Regions from separate parts of the Mus musculus genome. Here region 2 is linked to region 1. The links are chromatin loops, found by intact Hi-C in ENCODE. Cell type or tissue: heart. All regions are shown on one strand. Each heading gives the region's core, and the rest is flanking DNA. Links, peaks and the distances in the headings are about the cores only.

Region 1 (8,074 bases), core at 1,409-6,408:
CTCCCTCCTCCCTTATTCCTCTTCATCTTCCCATCTGGGCCTGGGGCCAAGACTGCCAGGACCCTGGGAAGGTGGGACCAAGCCATCTAACATACCTCCCAGGGGACACTGGAGACACACCCCCACACCCTTACTTCACCACAGGGACTAATTTTTTTTTTTTTTTTAATTCTCTGGGCGGGAGAGCAGTCTCTCTTTGTAGTTAGGGTAGACTTTGAACTCACAATCCTCTGTCTCAGTTTCCTGGCAGCTAGGATTATAAAACATTCCACTAACCCAGCTTCACTTTCTCTTTTGAATTTTCTATTTCTGGCTTGTTCAAATCGCAGCATTTAGATTCGCAGTGTGGGAAAGGGGACGCTTACTGGAGTGAAGAGTGGGTGGTGGTAGAATGAAAGGCAGCATCTGGATTTCTGGCTTTGAATTTGGTGCTAGGGTGTCTTAGGAAGCATAGTAGTGTTCCTTTCATGGGGTAGGTAGGTTCTATGTCCCCCATGGAGAGAGAGAGAGAGAGAGAGAGAGAGAGAGTTTTACCTTGCCTTTCAAACAAGCTTCTCTTGGCTTTATGGCTACTCTCTGACATATCTGAACATCCTGATTGCTACATTTGCACTTTGGGATTACTAACTAAGATGAATTTTATCACCACAGTTGATGTGTGATGACCCCTGGCAGATAGTCTATATACACAGTGCAGAAATGCTGTGTTACTGAGTGGCCCACGGGTAGGCAGCATACACAGCTTGGAAATGTTAGATGAAGGGGTGATTCATGCTTGGGCAGAATGGAAGAGGACGGTACAAGATTCTGCCACCCTCAGTCACGTGCAACCTAAAACATGAATTGTCACATCAACGAGAGGAGAGGCCCTTGGTCCTGTGAAGACTCGATGTCCCAGTGTAGGGGAATGCCAGGACAAGGAAACTGGAGTGGGTGGGTTGGTGAGCAAGAGGAGAGGGGAGGGGTCTCGCCCGAGCTAGTATCTCGCTGGCAAGAATTCACTCGGACAACCAGATCCTTCTAGGGCAAAGCTTTATTGCTTACTTCTCAGGAAGACCCCGAACCCGGAAAAAGGAGCTGCTTAAATACCCCTCCGTGTGACGTGTCAGCTCCTGATTAGTTGCTCGCTCATCACCCCACTCCTACGTCCCGAGATGGGCAGTGACTTGGCACGAATTTACTCCAGCACCTGCGCACATTGCTTGCTTACTAGTTAGGCACTGAGGAAGCCAGCGCCATCTTGTAATGGCCATTGTGCACAGCTTTCCACAGAGGGGATAGGGGGTTTTTGGAGGGGAAACCAGGAAAGGGGATAACATTTGAAATATAAATAAAGAAAATATCTAATAGAAAAGTTTCCCAAAAAAGAAAAAACCGTGAATTGTCTAGTTTTGAATTCTGTATATCAGAAATTCAGTTGACTGCTGGCAGCTGAAACCACACATAAGGGGGACCAGTGTTTTTGTGCTTGCTAGGCCTCAGTTTCACTACGCAGAATGTCAGGAGTCTTTTGGAAGGATGAAATGCTACAGAAGAAACTGAAGGTGATAGAAGTGGAAAAAGCTTGGCCAGGAGTTGGTGCAGGGCACAGGTACTTTTTATATCTGAGCTCAGAGGAAAGAGTCTATTTGGCTTACATATCCCAGGATACAGTACCTTGAGTGAAGCCAAGACAGGATCTCACGGCAGGAACCTGGGGGTGGGAGCTGAACCAGAGGCCACAGAGGAACACTGCTTCCTGGCTTGCTCAGCCTGCTTTCTTATACCACCTGGGAACATGTTTCCAGAGGTGGCACCACCTATAGCGAACTGGGCTCTCCCTTAGCAATCATTAATCAAGAAAATTTCCCCAAAAGCCAAACTGATGCTAGCAATTTCTCACTTGAAGTGCACTCTTCCCAAATGGCCTGGTTTGTATCAAGTTGACAATATATACCAGTACAGAGAGTACAGAGTACATAGTCTTTGCGGTTCTTCTAAGCTCCGATCGCCGAGATTGAACAGTTCAGCCATGAAGATGGTCTTATAGAACGTACAGAAACTGGAACAGAGGGAGGGGGGTCCTTGAATGAAACAAGTTCTGAAGTGGCCTCTGGGAATTCAGTCCTGTCTTTAACATGAGAATTCCCTTTCTCAGGACAGTCTTATCTTTGGAGCCACCTCAATAAGCTTATTATCTCCCCACTAATATCAAAATATGAAGACTCAAGTGGAGGCTAAGATTTTGTAGTGGCATAATATTTTAAGAACGTAAATTTTGAGGAAATACAAAAAGAGTGTAAAGGTTACCACTTTGGGCTCTTGAAAGTGTGGGTTGCAGAGTTAGCCTAAGAAAATAAACTTTTAGTGCTGGCTCTGCCTTGTTCCAGCTGGGTGTTCAGCAATACCCAAAAGCTCCTTTGTCTCATGTTTCCCAAATGTAAAACACAGAACTTCAATGTTGCTCTCACAGGCTGCAGCGAGGACGACTAAACCCCTGGATGGTGACGTGGTCATTTACTAACCCATCATCATTCTTGAAATGACCTGATCATTGTCCATCCCATTCTTAACTTACAATTCCCACTCTTAGGCCTGAAAGTATTTTATTTATAAGCAAGCAGTAGCCCAGGTGTCTACCACAGGCCATGGCTCAGCAATGGGCTCCCAGCAATGATTCACTGAATCATTGACTTGTGTGTAAGTTTGGGGAAATTAAACATGCTATTTTCAATATGGGCAAGAGTTACATATGAGCAAGAACATAAGGAAAGTTGGAGCCTGTAACTGATTCTGCCATTGTATTTGAGAGGTCTAAGGGTGCCCAGGGGCTCCTTGCGGCACCTGCCCCAGTGTGCCCAACAGTTGGCTGGTTCTGAACCAACTGAACCAAAGAGAAGAAGATGAAAATATCAGAGTTGAATTGAGAATGTACCATTGATCCGAGGCAAAATTGGTTTCCCTGGGCATAAATAATCCAGTCCCAGGCAAGATCACTGTGGCAAGCTGCCCTTCCTGAGGACAGCCACTTGCCTCCTGAAGGAGAGGTAGACACATATTCTCATGTAGCACAATGGCAAAGGAGGGTATCTATCTGTGTGGGAACAGCAATCCTTGTTCTGGACAGTTCAGGGCTATCAGAGGTAGTGCTGTAACACTTGCCTCTAGGAAAAACTATGTTAAAGGGCCAACATTTTTCCTATAGCGAGTGTTCTGGGTACATACTACTGTTTAAAAAAAAATTACACATGTATATACACCTTGACATGTTGTATATTTTAGCCACTATGTTTTAAGAAATTTGAATTAATTAAAATCATCACCATGGGAAGAAAATGCAATATCTTTCTCCTAATAGGCTTTCTATTATCCCTCTATGGCCTATGTAGAAAAAAAAATTAGAAGCAATACAATGACCAAAATGAAACAAATTGGAAATTTATAATCTAAAAAAAAAATACTAAGTGAACAAATAAACAGAATTCAATAAATTAGACTAAAATTTTGGTTCGGCTAAATATAAAATATTTAGTTTAAACATATACCCCTCCACACTGCTGTTTAGCTGGGAAGTCCTCAGGGCCTTTCCTGCAGAAGTTGTAGAGATGGCATTTGGCTCTGGCATCTTCTGAAGATGTCTCCCTCATGCTTACCACCTAGTGGAGGAGTCTGGGATGACTGCTGCTTTGCATGGCTGGCATCGTCCTCCCACTGGCTTCTCTATTTTCACACATAAAGTACTAAGAGTAGTCAGTCCTTTACACAGCGGCTGCCTTCCCCTGCAGCTGATTTCCCTAGAGACCCAGATGAAAACAGTAGTATTTCTTATGACTTAGCTCTGCCATTCCCCAAGCATGACTTCTGTTCCATTTGGTTGGTCAAGAAAGTCTCTGACTCGTGTAGGGTGGAAGAGGAGGACTAGCTTCCTTCTCTCCATGAGAGGAAGTGAAGAGAGTAGCATGTTTAATTTCCATAACAGAACTTCCATCACGGAAACAGAAGAGCAGAGAAGAGCAGCTCATTGTCTTTGGAAGTTTGATCTTACATGCATATTTTAAATATCATGTGGTTCTCAGAAGAACTCAGGGGAGATGTTATTATCTCCATCTTAGGTGAAGAAATTTTTGCTTCCCTCAAGCCTTGACTTGCTAGTCAATAGCTTAAAAAATTCAAGCCCATTTATTTCTGATTCAAAAGTCCTGGTTTCTTTCTGTGAACTACACAACTACTCAAAATTACATAATTTTCACTTACAGAATATAAAATTCGGTTCTGTAAATGCCTATGAACTAGTAAACTTGGAAAATAGTTTTTACAACCTTACTAGTCCAATATATGCTCTGAGCTAGTATTTAGCAAGCTGCCTATGACCCGGTCCATTGTTTATTGATTTGATGAAGTGCCCTAGCTTAAGCAATTTAACATAAAAGGGACTTCCTTTGGCTTCCTGTTCCACATGATGATGTGCCCATGATGTTGGAGAGGACATGGCAGAAGGCAGAAAAAACATGGTGGCAGGAGTAGGAGGCTGCTGGTCATATTGCACACACACTCAGGAAGCAAAGAAAGACCAGGAAGCAGGGCCATGTCATAAAGCCTCAAGGACTGCCTCCAGGGACTCACTTCTCAAAGGTCCTGTGGCACCAGACTGTGGGGACTCTCCTCATTCAAACCACAGCACCTCACTAGATGGGGGAAGCTGCTTTCAATGAGAGGCTCATGCTGGGAGTGTTCTCACTGTAGAACCAGAGCAGAGCAAGGGACCTGCCACACAGTGGGAGGATGGGATTTCCCAGGACTGTGCTTCTGCGATTCTGATTGAAACTCATAGCATGTCCACTAAATCCTAGGGCTGAGTCTGTCTGTTCACAGCATTTTGTAGAGTCCTTGGCTCACATGCACAGGCTCTAGGGTCCTGTGTGCTCAGCACTGAAAAATGAATAAGAATAACAAAATGGAGATCATGTGACACAAATGAGGCTGAAATATGATAATAAAAGAAAAACCTGAGGAAGGTATTAAAATAAAACAACATGCACTTTAATAATTACAGGCTGGAGCACATCTGTATGGGATGACAGCATTAATGGTTCTCAGACTGTGATGACATTTTAATTAAATCTTAAAAATGCTACTACTAATTAATACTCATAAAAATACAAAAAAAATTTCTGGCAAAAGGCGGCTGTTATGGAAGCTCCCAATGGTCACTTTCTGCAGGTCACTGATAACAAGATGCTGACAACTACAGACCACCTCTGGCCTCAGACCCCGATTTGAGTACATTATCCAGGGTTAGAGCATCCTTGTGGTTTTTTGAAAGAAAATTAAGACTCAGATTCAGACTCAACTTTTTTACTACATGGCTTGTGCCAGACTTCACAGGGCAAACCTAGTAAAAGTGAGGAATAAGGTCTAGTGCCCATAAAGTATTTGTATATTGGCAGAAGCAGAAAAACAATAAGTTAATCATTTTTAAACCTTCATAAAATGTTATCGTGATGTGAAGCTTGAGGCAATACAAGATTGCCTCCCTGAAATTGCCCCAACTTCCAAAATTCCCTGTCATATGATCATATTCTCTTTACCACAACATGATTAATACAAGTTTTCAGGTCTTCCACATCTCATTCTGACTCGTAGCCAGACTTCAAAAGAAGGTCAGAGAATGGGAGAAATGCCCCCCCCCCCTTTCTCCCAAGTTCATGTTTCCATAAAGCCCGTGGCTGCCTCTCTGCTTCTGTAGGAGTACAGACGGGACACGATGGTATGAGAACTTAATTAGAGCATCTGTTCTCCTGTCTGCTGATGAGGAGTTTGTGATCACAAACAACTCAGACAGGGCCATCAGCAGCCTCTGGAGAGGTACCACCCCCATAGCATTTGTGGACCACACACTGGTGTGTGAGTCACCTCTTAGGATGAGTGAAGGTTGACTCAGCTTCAGAGAGCTTCCTATTGAGCCAGCAGTTGCTCTAAGTCTTGGAAAGAGAACAAAACAACTCTGGGAGGAAATGATCATCTCTTCATCAGCTCTGAGGTCGCTAAAGCTGGAAGAGGGCCTTGCTGCTCACTAGCAACAGATTCATGGTTCTCAGGGATCAGAGGCTCAGATCAGCATCTTCTGGAGGGACAACTTCCTCACTTTCCTCAACAGTGCTCTCCAAGGGCATCTGAGACTTACTTCTTCAGGAATGGTTTCTTTTATTCACTTATTGTATGCAAAATAATCCACACATGCTATTTTATCTCAATCTCAAAACAAGCATGATACCTGATCCCAGAACCCTTCTGGATACCCATTACCACAGGCAGTACTGGACCCTGTGTGTGCTATGTTTCTTCCTATACATTATGTTCCTCTGTGTATGTTCCTATAAATTAGGTATACAGAGAGATTAGTGATACTACTAATAAGATAGAACAAATATAAAAATACTATAAATACTCTTAAAACATGACTTTGTAGACTTTTCTACTTAATATTTTGGGGCTGCGATCTAATGTCACTAAATAAAATTAGATTCTTGGGTAAAGGTGACTGCTGTAAGAGATATTCTATCCCAGTTTCTACTTAACTGATTCAAATTTGAGCATAATTAAACAGCTAAAGAACCCATTAGAAATCCGGGAGCCAGTAAGCAGAGAACTGGCTCCAGCCTTCTTGCCCTCAGGTATGGAGACTCAGTGAATGCCTGGTGTCAGGCAGATCTCTCATTCTTCCTTGAGAACATTCCTGTCCATTTACTGCACATGCACATTTGCCTTGGTTCTGTGATATGTGCCCAGAATGTAATGCCAAGGGTAAGAAATACCGTGCCCCAGTCCTTGACCTTCCACTGTCTAATGATGGGTGTTTGATAAATCCTCTCAGCTTTGAAAAGGGTCCTGAGGAATGAAGTATGAAGCACATCTCGCCTCGTCCATGGTACAGCCCAGTGTGTGCTTTTCCCAAAGGCACGGGCACAGAAAGAACACATCCAGAAAGAATCCCAACTCTCTGGGAAGTAGCTTAGGATGGCACAAATAAGATTGGAATGAAAATGTAGAACTCTTAAAATGCCAGAGACCCGTTTCGTGAATTTACTATTATTTCACAAGCAGAATAGGTGAAGGCATTCTGTGTATGGTGTGGAGGAAGGACATATACCTTGTGAAGTGCAGGTGGTGTTCTTCGAGGTACGATTACAGATACTGCTTACTAATCATTGACTGTATCCTAGGCTTACTTTAATCATTTTATGTGCTAGTACACTCTATGGAGGTGTTGGTGCAGTGGGTCACACTGAGGAACCCTGAAAGGACTTTAGGAAAGTTGTCTGAAGAGCGAAGTCTGCTGTTTATCATATCATCATTGCCATTGTCACAATTCTTTATGAGTTCATTGAGAATTTTATCATATATTTTCCTCATGCACCCCGTCTCTTCCATATCTAACATTTGGGAATTTGGAAGAGAAAGGGGGTCTCACTCTATGACTTTGACTGGCCCAGTGCTTAACTATGAAGACCAGGTTGGACTTAAGCTCATAGTAGTCTTTTGGCCTCAGCATTCTGAGTGCTAGGATTACAAATATGAGCCGCCATGCCTCTCTTCCAAGATCATTAAAAAAAAAAAAGTAAGGTCTGGTATTAAGACTCTGAGTTGCATGATAAAGCTTAAATGAGCATGCGCTGTTTTATTACCAGCTATAATGATATTTCCTGTAAATACATTTTGTCTTACTTATACCTCCAGCTGTGTGGTGATAAATGTACAGGTGTTTCTTCTAGAAAACAGGCTTGAAGGGAAAGGTGACAGCTGACATGTATAAATTACAAAGGGGGTGGGCAGTGGTGACGCACGCCTTTAATCCCAGCACTTGGGAGGCAGAGGCAGGTGGATTTCTGAGTTCGAGGCCAGCCTGGTCTACAAAGTGAGTTCCAGGACAGCCAGGGCTATACAGAGAAACCCTGTCTCAAAAAACAAAACAAAAACCAAAACCACCACCACCACCACCACCACCACCACCACCACCAACAACAACAACAACAACAACAACAAAAAAAACCAAAACCAAACAAACAAATTACAAAGGGAAGGAATTTGACTGTGG
Region 2 (5,000 bases), core at 1-5,000, 1.0 Mb after region 1:
TTTTACCACGTAGAAGAAAAAGAGTAAAGCAGTTTTACCAAATAAGAAAATGCACTTGGAGTCACTTATATATCATCTGCAAAAAGTGATATTTTGACTTCCTCTTTTCCAATTTAGGGAAGTGGGGGGGGGGGAGGGTATGGGGGACTTTTGGGATAGCATTGGAAATGTAATTGAGGAAAATATGTAATAAAAAATATTAATAAAAAAAAAGAAAGAAAATGTACTTGGAATGGCTCTATTCTAGGATTCTGCCACCTAAGCAGAATGAAACGAGACTATTTTCCACTTAAAAATTTATCTGTAGTTTTACTTTCAGAAAGTGAACGATCACTTGACCCCAAGTCTTTATTGTACATCCCTATGCTTAGGCCTGGCCTGTCTTCAGCACAAATGTCAAGTTGGTTTAGCCAGAGCCTATGGTTCCTTAGGGTTCTATTCAGTGACTCTGAAACGTCCCAGATCCTGCTACAAACCCTACCTATCCAGAATGTAGACTGAGCTCAGCTCAGTAATGTCAAAGCCTGATTTTACTGGTGTTAGTCGTGGCCTCATTTTTCTAGAGATGCATCTTAGTCAGTAGCAAAGGAGGAAAGCATAGTCGGCCTCTCATTTCCGCCCTTTTACCTGACAAGAGGAACTACAGACACCTCTTCCCACAAACAAACAAACAAACAAAAAACAAAACACCTTGCCCATGGCATGGCTCAGTCATTGCTTGAGCTGTCATTTCCTTCATCTCTACTCCATCTTTGTCCTTACACATTTTGTAGGCAGTTTGGGATGGAGATTATTGTGAGTGGTTGCTGTTTTCATCCCTTCTCTGGGAGTCCTGCCTGGCCTCAATGGGAGAGGATGTTCCTGGTCTTGCAGTGACTTGATGTGCCAGGGAGAGGAAATCTGTGGTGGTGGGCTTCCCCTTCTGAGAGAGCTGTGGAAGGGGGCACTGGGAGGAGAAGGGGGCAATGTTGGGACATACATTTAACAAATTAATGGGGAAAACCAACCTTTTCTTCCTTTTCTTTCCTTGCTTGTAACAGCTAAGGTTGATGTCACTGTCCCTCTTAACAGCCTTTTCCGTTCCTTTCTGTTTCACTTTAAGGGACTTTTGTCTGAGTCCCAACAAACCAGAAAAAAAAAAAAATCCATGGCCTTTTTACCTTTCTTCTTTTTAGCTATTTAAATTTCTTTAGAAGTATTTAGGGATGGGGCAGGGAAGGTGAGGTCTTTGATATGGCTTATTTCAGTGTCCCTAGATTAAACTAGGATTGGGGTCAAAACACGGAGGCTAGAGGCCCCAGGCTCTCTCCTTAGGGCCTTTGTCTCCTTCAGTGACAAACTAGATCCAGCTGGATTCTGTCATTTCTGAAGCCATTTTCTTAAATACTCTGCTGGGGCCAGTGAGTTACAGCTGGTAATGTAAGCCATCAAAGCTTAAGGCCAGTTGCAACTAAGGTTCACACTCCACATAGCCAAGTCCTATGTGAAAAGGCTGTGAAAGAATGTCTGGTGGGGGTTTCAAGGCAAGGAGTTACTAAGGAGCCAGAACATCATTCGTATTAGCTCCTTAAACCTACTTCCAGGGTTTGGTTATCTGTGATTACACTTTGCCAATCCTGGTCCAAGGTCGAGGTTACTCAACCATATGCAAACCATAGAGACTGCTTCAGTGCTACTTGCTTTTCCTGCCTGTGAATGAAGAATCATCCTAACTCTGCTAACTTCCAGAGAGAAGAGCATGATAAGGCAGCTACAGACATAACAGAAACCAGAGAAGAGAACCATTATGATGAAGCTCTGATGCCACACCCATGATTCAGCTCTGACACATATTGTCTGTGCACCACTTTGCAATGAATACTCAGCCAGCCAGAGTCAAACCAAAGGGTGGATGCTTCAGTGCTTCTTAGAAGGGGAGACAAATTACTCACAGGAGGAAATATGAAGATAGTGTGGAACAAAGACTGAAGGAAAAGCTGTCCAGAGACTGCCCCACCTGGGCATACAGTCACCAAATCCAGACATTGTTGTGGGTGCTGGGAAGTGCTTGCTGATAGGAGCCTGATATGGCTGTCTCCCTGAGAGGCTCTTTCAGAGCCTGACAAATACAGAGGCAGATGCTCGCAGCCAACCATTGGAATGAGCATGGATCCCTGATGGAGGAGTTGGAGAAGGGACTGAAGGAGCTGAGGGGGTTTGCAGACCCTTGGGGTTAACAACAGTGTCAACCTGCCAGACCCCTCGGGCGGGCTCCCTGGGACTGGACCACTAACCAGAGAGTACACATGGAGGGACCCAGGGCTCCAGCCGCTTATGTATCAGAGCCTTGTTGAACATCAGTGGAAGGAGCGGCCCTTGGCCTGAGTGTCTTTGATGCCCCAGTGTGGGGGAATGCCAGGGTGTGAAGGCAGGAGTAAGTGTATGGGTGAACACCCTCATAGAGGCAGGGGGAGAGGGGATGGGATGGAGGTTTCCAAAGGGGAGACCTGGAAAGGGAAAAACTTTTGAAATGTAAATAAAGGAATTATCCAATTAAAAAAAAAAAAAGAATCAAATAGACGTCTGTGGAAGGAGGATATGTTAGCAGTGATTGAAGTTGATGTTCAGCTTGATATAACAAGCCCATAGGAGCATCTTCTCAATGGAAGTTACCTCTTCTAAAAGGACTGTCGCTTGGGTCAAGTTGACATACCACCAACTATCACATGAATGGGTGAAGTCCTGAGTAAATGTGTGTTGTCAGGGTGCATACATCCATGTCAAGGGTCCCAATTTCATTAAGATACATGTACATAACAAAATCTTCTCCAATTGAGGCTCAAAGCTATGGCAGAGCCTTCCTCTGCTTCAAGTATGAGTGTTTAGGAACAATTGACCATTATATATAGAGAATTTATCAGTGGCAACTTCCTTCTGAGTTTGCCTGAGGTTGCTTTTCTATAGAGAACTCATTCTGATATTAGGTAACCATGCCTCCTTGGTCAGCTATATACAATAAATGTACCTCCTAAATTCACTTGTATAAAATAAATGCACTGCTGCATTTATTGGTGGCTGTTTTTAGAATAGCAGTGTTCTGTATGACAAGAAGTATGACAGACTTAAGATGGCCTGAGTACTCATGCGTTTTTGTCCCCTTTCCTATATAATCTTAGGAAATGTGACCATTCCTGAAGACTTGTCAAGATGGCAAAGGTCTCTTCCCTTCCTAGTAGCTACACATTATCCTACTTCATCTTGAGAGACCTCAGTGACACAGATGGCCCTCTATTTAAACTGCCTTGGCCTCTCTCTCTTTGAGTGATCTCTCTTTAATCTGGAACTTTGGTTCTAATGTGGTGTCTGAAATGGCCAGTTTTCCATAGCTTCCAGTGTCTACTTCTCTAGTCATATGCCATTCAATAGCTTAGGTCACAAGGATAAAGGTTCAGACAACTTTTTCTACTTTCCACCCACATGGCCAATCAAGCTATGGAATCTTCCTAGATTTTAAAGGGAATGTATACTAATATAATATGAAATATCCCTTACATACAGATTTGGCTACAAATTCAATTTGAAGAAGTCAAACAGTTTGACAGTTTGTGCAGAAAATAAAAGGCATTTTATTTGTATAGTAGATCATGTTCAGGTGATATGGTCCATTATAAAAAACAGAAAACAATAATTTAAAAAGAATTTGAATAGAACTTTTGATGGTAGTTTTGTCTTTGCTCTGATACTTTCCCCATGTGTCTTTCATTATTTAGTGACATAAAAATCTACAAAATACTTGAAAAGACTCTATAATGATTTTGAGGTTCCTAGAGTAACTTAAAAGTTAATGTTTCTCATGAAAACATAATATGTGTTTTCACAGAGGATTTGCTAACATAATCATTAGAAAAAACCAGCACAGATGGGTTTACTGTAAGTCCAGATCTTAGCGGTTTAGCAGGTGTCCCCAAAACTCCTTTGAGTGTGTGTGCGAGTGTGTGCACGTGGTCCCTTTAGTCCAGTTCAACGCTGCTGTAATTCTTCAAGCTTTTTATATCATTCAAAGTTGAGGGGTTTTGAAAGATTAAAAAGGGTGTCTTTTAAAAAATGCCTCAGTATCTTCCTCATGACCTGATTAGTGCTGTTAGCATCTTCTCTGCTGGGAGAACAGAGTGACCTCATGCCGTATTCTCATCACATCTACCTGACAGCGTTTAGGCTTGAGATTTATTTTGGGGAACACTTGATAAGACTGGTGTCTACCAAAAATCCTTCTATATATGTATATATATTACAATAAATAGAACTATTTTGAAACCATTAACAAACTAATCTTCATTAAGTTTAATCAGCAAAGTTTCCACTTCAAATTATCTTCTGTATCTAGCTGTCAACTTGTGATGTTGAGAGTTCTATGAACCTCCTACATGGGTTAACATGCAAGTGCTTGCTCTCCCCTCATATTTATTGTCAGGAATATTAGTTTGAACTTTTGAATTCCTAATTTTGTCACAAGGTTATATTGAGTTACTTGTTTGGTGCCACAGACAGTCCTAATCTGGAAAGTAGCGGTCATTCAGCAGAAATTGCCTGATTCCTTGGTATAATTATGTTTTCAGGCATATATTTGCCTAAGCCATCCCTGGAATTTGTCACTTTTCCAGAAGTCTTTCTTCATTTGCTGATTGATGATATGTAGGAGATAGGACCTGGCATGAGCCACACTCGTATCTCTGTGGGTGCTGGGACTCTAGGTTTTGTCAGAGGGTAGAGCTTGGGAATGAATTTATACAGTGTGCTTAACTAAATGCATGTATACACACATTTACATCTATATTCAGTTTTATACATAAGGCTTGTGAATCTCTCTAGTGTCTATCTGGGCTCACATTGGTAATCACTGATGCCAATCACGATGATTCTGATTCCACTCCCCTATTCCCCAAGTGACCATTTCATATTATTCCAAAATGCTCTGCAGCACACTTCAGAGTCCATGCCACTAAATTTTTTTATGTAATTTA

What was found. Hi-C counts contacts between places; a loop is a spot of excess contacts. Peaks named below come from ENCODE experiments on the same cell type or tissue, not always from the same donor. Only the 100,000 strongest peaks of a DNase experiment are listed, where the experiment ranks them.
Region 2: it touches region 1 in a loop (6-fold over the local background); 6 of 42 quality-filtered maps call a loop at or near these places.

The regions. Positions count from the first base shown.
Region 1 is chr4:94,995,704-95,003,777 of GRCm38, forward strand. All of the region lies in intron 2 of Gm12694 (a long non-coding RNA gene), which reads left to right. Among named protein-coding and RNA genes, the nearest start is that of Gm12694, 21 kb to the left of the region's middle. In heart, for the core only: a CTCF peak has its summit at 3,638; no DNase peak of the experiment used is centred there.
Region 2 is chr4:96,029,621-96,034,620 of GRCm38, forward strand. No RefSeq gene overlaps it. Among named protein-coding and RNA genes, the nearest start is that of Cyp2j13, 45 kb to the right of the region's middle. In heart, for the core only: no CTCF peak of the experiment used is centred there; no DNase peak of the experiment used is centred there.